Regions from separate parts of the Homo sapiens genome. Here regions 1 and 3 are each linked to region 2. Evidence: chromatin loops called from intact Hi-C (ENCODE). Cell type or tissue: GM12878. All regions are shown on one strand. Region 1 overlaps ACTG2 (actin gamma 2, smooth muscle). Region 2 overlaps TET3 (tet methylcytosine dioxygenase 3). Region 3 overlaps LOC105374807 (a long non-coding RNA gene).

The links. Hi-C counts contacts between places; a loop is a spot of excess contacts. Peaks named below come from ENCODE experiments on the same cell type or tissue, not always from the same donor. Only the 100,000 strongest peaks of a DNase experiment are listed, where the experiment ranks them.
Region 1: a loop joins it to region 2, with 2.9 times the contacts of the local background. A loop is called at or near these places in 3 of 110 quality-filtered maps.
Region 3: it touches region 2 in a loop (2.9-fold over the local background); 4 of 110 quality-filtered maps call a loop at or near these places.

The regions. Positions count from the first base shown.
Region 1 is chr2:73,906,797-73,909,296 of GRCh38, forward strand. ACTG2 (actin gamma 2, smooth muscle) reads left to right here. Exons shown (of 9, transcript NM_001615.4): 4 at 1,877-1,987; 5 at 2,259-2,343. Among named protein-coding and RNA genes, the nearest start is that of ACTG2, 15 kb to the left of the region's middle. In GM12878, a CTCF peak has its summit at 1,325; a DNase peak (open chromatin) is centred at 1,312.
Region 2 is chr2:74,079,125-74,081,624 of GRCh38, forward strand. TET3 (tet methylcytosine dioxygenase 3) reads left to right here. Exons shown (of 12, transcript NM_001287491.2): 6 at 1,374-1,467. Among named protein-coding and RNA genes, the nearest start is that of BOLA3, 68 kb to the right of the region's middle. In GM12878, a CTCF peak has its summit at 1,372; a DNase peak (open chromatin) is centred at 857; H3K27ac peaks cover 1,532 bases.
Region 3 is chr2:73,823,068-73,825,567 of GRCh38, forward strand. LOC105374807 (a long non-coding RNA gene) reads right to left here. Exons shown (of 3, transcript XR_940246.3): 3 at 70-1,153. Among named protein-coding and RNA genes, the nearest start is that of STAMBP, 4.6 kb to the right of the region's middle. In GM12878, a CTCF peak has its summit at 1,063 (motif pointing right); a DNase peak (open chromatin) is centred at 1,068; H3K27ac peaks cover 246 bases.

The DNA.
Region 1 (2,500 bases), 170 kb before region 2:
TTTAAAAATTATCAACATCTTTAACTTTTAAGGTATAAAAACTCCAAAAAAGAAACCAAAATCAAGTGCAGATGCTTGAGCCCAACACCCAAGGATTCTGGTTCAGTGGGTCAGATGATCCCAGGTGACTCTGAGACAGGGCCTTGAGGAAGCACATTTTAAGTAGCATGGGGTCCCCTCCTTAAGACCAGTTGCTGTCCTTCAGGCTCCTGTGCAATGCTCACAGTCCAGGGCCTCTGCCTGTGCCATTCCCTCTGCCTCGGATGCCTTTTGCAGCAGCCTCTGGAGACCTTCTTTTGCCCTCAAGGCCCATTTAAATCCCTCAGATAATGAATTACTCCTACCTCTTCTTTCACTTAAAATGTGGCTTGTGTTTTTCTTTTTGTTTGTTTTGGTCTTTTTTAAACGTCTCTCTCCCCTCTGGACTTTGCAACTGAGAATAGGGTGCCATGTCTGATTCATATCTGCCCTCATCACACTTACCACCGTCTTAGCACAAACCTGGCGGTCCATAAATACATGGGTCCAATGGCATCAAATGACCCTGTGCCTCACCTCTGAGGAAACCAAAGCCCCATGTCCCTGCTACACTTTGCCCAATCCCTCTGAAAGACTCCTTTTTGGTCGTACTTGATCACTGAAGAAGGAACTGGACACAGGAAGAAATTAACTTCCTCTAAAACAGTGGTTCTTTTTTATTTTTGAGACAGGGTTTTGCTCTGTTGCCCAGGCTGGAGTGCAGTGCCATGATCACAGCTCACTGCAGCCTTGACCTCCTGGGCTCAAGCGATCCTCCTGCCCCAGCCTCCTGAGTAGCTGAGATTACAGGCAGGCGCTACCATGCCTGGCTAATTTTTTATCTTTTTGTAGAGACAGGCCCACAGTGTGTTGCCCAGGCTAAGCGGTGGTTCTTAACCAGGATGATTTTGCTTCCCAAAGGACATTTGGCAATGTCTGCAGACATTTTTTATTGTCACAACTGGAAAACTGCTGCTAGCATCCAGTGGGTGGAGACCAGGGATACTGGTCGGCCCTCCACAACAAAGAATTATCCAACCTAAAATGTCATAGAGCTGCGATTGAGAAACCCTGCTTTAAAGCACCAGCCTGGCCAATAATAGCCAGTGAAAATTGAGCCCAAGTGCCTCTGTCAGATTCTCAGCAGGAGATAGTGTACACTCAGCTGCGGTTTTGAAATTGTTTGACAGTGTATACTCAGCTGGGGTTTTACAACTGGTTAAATGAATGTCCTACAGAAATGTGCATAGGGTTAAGGCAACTACAAAGGGATGTCGAGGCACCCAAGAGCCAGCAACAGAGGGAGCTCTCACACCCCTAAACATGAAGGGGTCAGGTGACGAGGGCAGTGTCATTGGAGCTTAGTGAGAGCTTGAGCTCTGAAAGAGGGGCTGCCCAACAGGAACTGTGCTCATGGAGGGCCACGCCATTGTCAGGAGATAGACCCTGACTTCTTTTGCCCTCCTACTTTCCAGCCTCTTGCAGGAATCTTCTATCAGCCAAATATAGCCAGAAGCCAGAAAGCAATGAACACTTGAGTGATACAATGTGCCTTGCATCACTCAGTGCACAAAGGCAGGGGAGAGACTGTAGGAGAGTGAAGAGGAGGGAAGGTCAAATGGAAATAATGAACACATAGAAAATACTGGTTCCAGGTCTGAGTCCTACCTGGGGCCCTGTTGAGAAGGAGTATACCCTTTAAATGTCAATCAGAAATTTCCAGGGCTGACCATTCTCCTCTCCAGATCCATCCCATCCTGTGTAACATGGTGCCACACTCTCCCAGCATGGGAATGTCAATGAGAATTTTCCAGCCATTGGGAGTCTGCCAGGCTCATATGGCTTTTGTCTCCACTAGATCTGGCACCACTCCTTCTACAATGAGCTGCGTGTAGCACCTGAAGAGCACCCCACCCTGCTCACAGAGGCTCCCCTAAATCCCAAGGCCAACAGGGAAAAGATGACCCAGGTAAGAAGCCAGGAAGACTTGAACACTGGCATAAGAATGCAACATGGATGCTTGGCCAGATACTTTCTCCCCTTCAAACATCAGTGCAACAGAACTCTCTGAGGACCTGCTATGTCTGTGGTCCATGCCAGGCCCTGGGGGAGTGGGTGTGGAATAATGAACTATCAAACTGGCATAGTTCCTGCCCTTAATGAGATTACAAACCATTCTACAGGCCAAGAAGTGCTGTGATTTTTGCCAAATAATCTTTTATTCTTCATTGTCCTTTAAGATCATGTTTGAAACCTTCAATGTCCCTGCCATGTACGTCGCCATTCAAGCTGTGCTCTCCCTCTATGCCTCTGGCCGCACGACAGGTGAGTAATCCTGTAATCCATTCCTTTTCTGACTTCAGGGGAGGTAGGGAAAAGCTGGGGTCTGGCAGAGGCTCCTGCTCAGAAGAATCAAATGGACAGCTGAAGTCCAGGCAAAATCTTTCTTAGGGATAATAGGTGAGAATGCCCATGTGGAATG
Region 2 (2,500 bases):
GATCATGAGGTCAGGAGTTCAAGACGAGCCTGGCCAACATGGTGAAACCCTGTCCTTACTAAAAATACAAAAATTAGCTGGGCGTGGTGGCAGGCACCTGTAATCCCAGCTACTCGGGAGGCTGAGGCAGAGAATTACTTGAACCCGGGAAGCGGAGGTTGCAATGAGCCGAGATTGCACCACTGCATTCCAGCCTGGGCGACAGAGTGAGACTCCGTCTCAAAAAGAAAGAAAAAAAAAGAAAGCCCCTGGCCATCTTAGGTGCTTTCTTTATGGCTAGAGCTATAAAGAATAGAAGGGAATAGGTGGCAAATGACCATTATCTGCAGGTGATATGACATTGCACCTGAAACTAAAAAACTGTTAAAAATAAGAAGATTCTGTAAGATGGCGTTTACATTATTAAAAATAATTACTGTTTATTGGACTCTTTCCTCATGCCAGGAACTTCAAAGCACTTTAAATAATATACTCCCTGTGGACTATTGTTTGATCTTTACCAAGCCCAGGAGGTGGGGATCATTTTAATCTCCATTTTACAGATGAGAAAACTGAGGCTTAGAGAAGTTTAGTAATTTGGCCACAGTTATATAGCAAGACAGTGGCAGGGCTGGCACTCACACCCAAGTCTGTCTGATGTCCAGGGCTGTGCTTAGACCACTGCTGCCTCTTTGTAGTTGTGTGGCCTTGGATAAGTCAGTTCAACTCCAGGGGCCATAGTTGCACCATCTCTGAATATAGTGTGGTTGATTAGACAGTCCTAGAGAGCTGGGGTTCTGAAGCCCTGAGTGTGTGGGGGAGCCAGGGCAGGTGACGTGTGCAGGAACCAGATGTGTTTACTGTCCAGGGGAACCTCAGAGCTGGCGTTTGGGCTTAGTAGAGCCACTTCTCCCCAACCTCAGCTGTTTGTCATCATCATGGTCAAATGTCATCTAGGGATTATTCAAAGAGAATAATAAGGGTTCCCCCATTTATTTCATTTGTTATATTTATAAATAGCTAACTCTCAGGGTGACTCAGCTAACAGGGCTGGATACAAATGCCCATGTTTAGCCTTTGGTTTCAGTTCCCTTCTGGAGTTCGGAGGTAACGATCAGGGACATTCTGCTCGGCTGTCTTTCTGCCTTGGATCAGAGGGGGCCCGATGGGCGGGAGCAGAGAAGGGGCAGGTGAACCTGGAAGCCTGGAAGTGGCCGCTGTGTCTCCAGAGCCTTTAGGTACCAAATAACATTTAAACCTTTCTCTTTCTTCTCTGTTGCCCCCGACGGTAACCAGAAACTCAAACAAAAGCACACTGAGGCTGTCTTCTGACCAAAAGTTGTTCTCCTTTGGGGTTCTGCTGTGCTAATGGTGGCTTCTGTCTCCCTCTTCAGGTATGGAGAGAAGGGGAAAGCCATCCGGATCGAGAAGGTCATCTACACGGGGAAGGAGGGAAAGAGCTCCCGCGGTTGCCCCATTGCAAAGTGGGTGAGTGTTGAGCCCACTCAAGAGCCACAGCTGTGCCTGGTTCCCCTTGCTGCATGGCCACGGCTGTGCCTGGTTCCCCTTGCTGCATGTAGCTGAGCAGGCGAGGGCGGGGGGTGGGGCCAGGTGGGTGTGTAGGAGACAACATGTTGACTGTCCAGGGGAGCCTTAGAGCTGGAATCTGGCTCAGGGTTAGGGTCATTTCCCCCAGCCTCAGCTGTTTGTCCTCATCTTGTTTAAATGCCAGTCCCCGAGTCTTGGGTCAGCCTTGGAACTGTGTTAGTCTTCACACTCGGCTCATCCTGTCCCCGTGGCTCAGGGCCGGAGGGGTAGGAAGGGAAACTGGGGATGCTGTCATGACCCGTTGATGGGCTCCACTGTGGACTGTCAGACTCCTTGTCCCCTTCCATGTGCCCTGGAGCTGCCAGTGCTTTTGTCTGCTGCCTGGAAGCCAGAGACAAACCTGAAGGCTAGCATGCTGAGATCCAACCTGAGGGAAGAGGCCAGGGCTCTGGGCAGCACTGTGGGCCAGTCTTGCCTCTGCCTTGCTTCTAAGCAGTTTCCTACCAGGCAACCTAGACATCTTCACAGGGAGAACATCAGTGACTCAGACCCCAAGTCACCAAACAGAGTCCTTCTGACCTTGCCCTCCCAGTCCACAGGGAGATCTTTAAATAGCAGAGCATCTGCCTCTGCAGAAGAAGTGCTGAGGAGGAGCAGCCAGGTTCCTCGGGTGCCTGCAAGCTCAGCCTCGCGCTGTGCTGGGCAGTGGGTATGGGTGGAAGACGAGGGCTCGGTCCCTATGTTCAAGCTGTTTGTGCTCTAGAGACATATGAAATAAAGTCATGGAGACTGGGGTCGTTGAGAGGCAGACTTGATGCTGTGGTTCAGAGGAGGAGGAATGCTCAAGCTAGGTTTCCCGAGGTGAGCGTGCCAGGGGCCATGAATACTGGCCCGTTACTAGTCAGGCTGAGGAGAGGGAGGAAGCATTCCCAGTGAGGAGAATCATGTGGGCAAAGGCAGAGAGGCTGGGTGG
Region 3 (2,500 bases), 260 kb before region 2:
TCAACAACTCCACTTTCTGGTTGTAGCATGAAAGCAGCCACAGAAAATACATAAACAAATGAGCATGGCCATGTTCCAATAAAACTTTATTTACAAAAACAGGCTGCACTGGTTTGCTGACTCTTGCCCTATATGATTTACAGCTACACTCCCCTTCACTCCACTCCAGGCACGCTGAGCCCCTTTACTGTGCCTTGAATGCACCAGCAAGCTCCTGATTGAAGGCCTCTGTACTTGCTATTCCCTGCCTGGAAAGCTCTTCTTACCTCCAAGTCTTTTCTCAAATCTTTTCAATGGGAGTTTCCTTGACCACACTATTTGGAATTGCAGTTGCCTCACTGCTTCTCCCTTCCTTCAATCTGATTTCCTGTGCCAGGGCCCATTGCTTTCACAGTACTTTGAACCTTTTAATACACTATGTAATTGACTTCTTTATCATGATAATTTTTATAATCCACTACTCCTCCATCCATCACTAAACTACAAGATCCCCAAGGGCAGGGAAATTTTTGTCTGCTTTGTTCATTGATATGTGCCTAATGCCTTAAACAGTGTCGGGCACATAGATGATAATCAGTATTTGTCAAATGACTAACTAAATGAGTATTTTTCAGAGTACACACATAGTGGCATGCAATTCTTTATCCCTCATTAAAAGTTATAGTGCTTGGTCATAATTCAGGCCCTATATTTGAAAAGAAATACGTAAACAAAATATAAAATGATAAAATCTCTCATTCAAAATGTCCAATTCTCAAATAGCCATAAAGTTTCACGTGTCATTTAACTCTTGTTGAAATTCGCAACCTTGAAAATGGCACTCTGACCTAAAACAAAGACTTTGACTTATTGGAAAATAAATTATACAGTCCACAGCTAGCAAGCAGGTAACAAACGAAAAAAATATGTCTAACATAAAACGGATTCCTCATGTACACATTTAAACATAAATTTAAACAATATATACACATTAAAAATATTTCCAAGCATGCGTAAGAACTCATTTTCCAAAGTGGTCATTTTTCTTGGAGATGAGAGAGACCAGTCTTCAAACAAACTGTAGGGGGAGCTCCAAACCACAGATTCACCTTCATGTTACTGGTTTTACAGTAGCCTTCTTAAGAACAACTTCACTGGGTAATTCCAACTCCAGCTGAAAAGGAACATATATGCATGCATTCATAATGCACAAACTTAAAAGATCCCAGTGCATTTGCTACATTTCCCTTTATTTGAATCAGCTCATTCTATATCTTTTTCTTCCCAAGTACTTTTCAAACCTATTTGTCATTTTATATTCCCAATGGACTCATAGCAAAAATTTTAACAATGTGAACAATTTGTTTTTAGTACACACTCCATTTCTGCTTTCATAGCCCCTCCATTCCCAAGCAATGTTCAAGATAGGCTGTTTTAGTGTCTCAATGCATGGAGCTCACCTAGCCTCCCCTTGAGAATATTGCTCATCTTTTAAAGAATTTTTTCCTTCTAATGGCTCTAAACCTTCATCCACGGAAGACTTAAAACAACTGGAACTCAGTTTTTCTTTTTTCTTTTCTTTTCTTTTCTTTTTTTTTTGAGATGGAGTCTCACTTTGTCGCCCAGGCTGGAATGCAATGGCACGATCTCAGCTCACTGCAACCTCTGCCTCCTGGGTTCAAGTGATTCTCCTGCCTCAGCCTCCTGAGCAGCTGGGACTAGAGGTACCCACTACCACGCCCAGCTAATTTTGTATTTTTAGTAGAGACAGGTTTTCACTATGTTAGCCAGGGTGGTCTTGATCTCCTGACCTTGTGATCTGCCCACCTCAGCCTCCCAAAGTGCTGGGATTATAGGCATGAGCCACCATGCCCCGCCCAGTTTTTCTTTTTCACTGTGGTAGACCCATGCCAGACACAGACCCATGAGCTTGAAAGATATTCAATAAACACTTGCTCAATTAATAAAGGCATCTAGCCTTTAGGCTTTCTGCTTCTAGCTCTAAGTGCCTTGCAGAGAAGAGTGGGTCCCAAAAGCATAACGGTCATTGTTTTTCATTGTTCATCTCAGTAATCAGCATAATTGGCTAATTACATTCCTGTAAATCATTTTGGGGACAGTGAGACAATATTTATCTCAACAACATTTGAACATTCAACAATGTTCATTGAGTGTCACATCTGGTTTCGCAAGCCATTCTAGGCAGTGGGGATAGAGCTGTGAGCAAGGCAGAAAAGGATCTTAACTTTCTGGAAATTATATTCTAGTGGGGAATGAAAGACAATAAGCAACCCAAATCATATCAGACAGTGGTAAGGATTATCAAGACAATTAAAATAAGACCAACTAATGAAGGATGACTGGGTGGCTCCTTAGAATGGGTGGTCAGAGAAGTTCTCCTTGAGGAGGTAACATGTAAACTGAGAAATGAATGATGAGGCAGAGCCAGCCAAGTGAAGATGAGGGTAAAAGCATCCCAGGAAAAGGAGTCAGCTATGCAAAGGTCTTGAGTGGAAAAGCA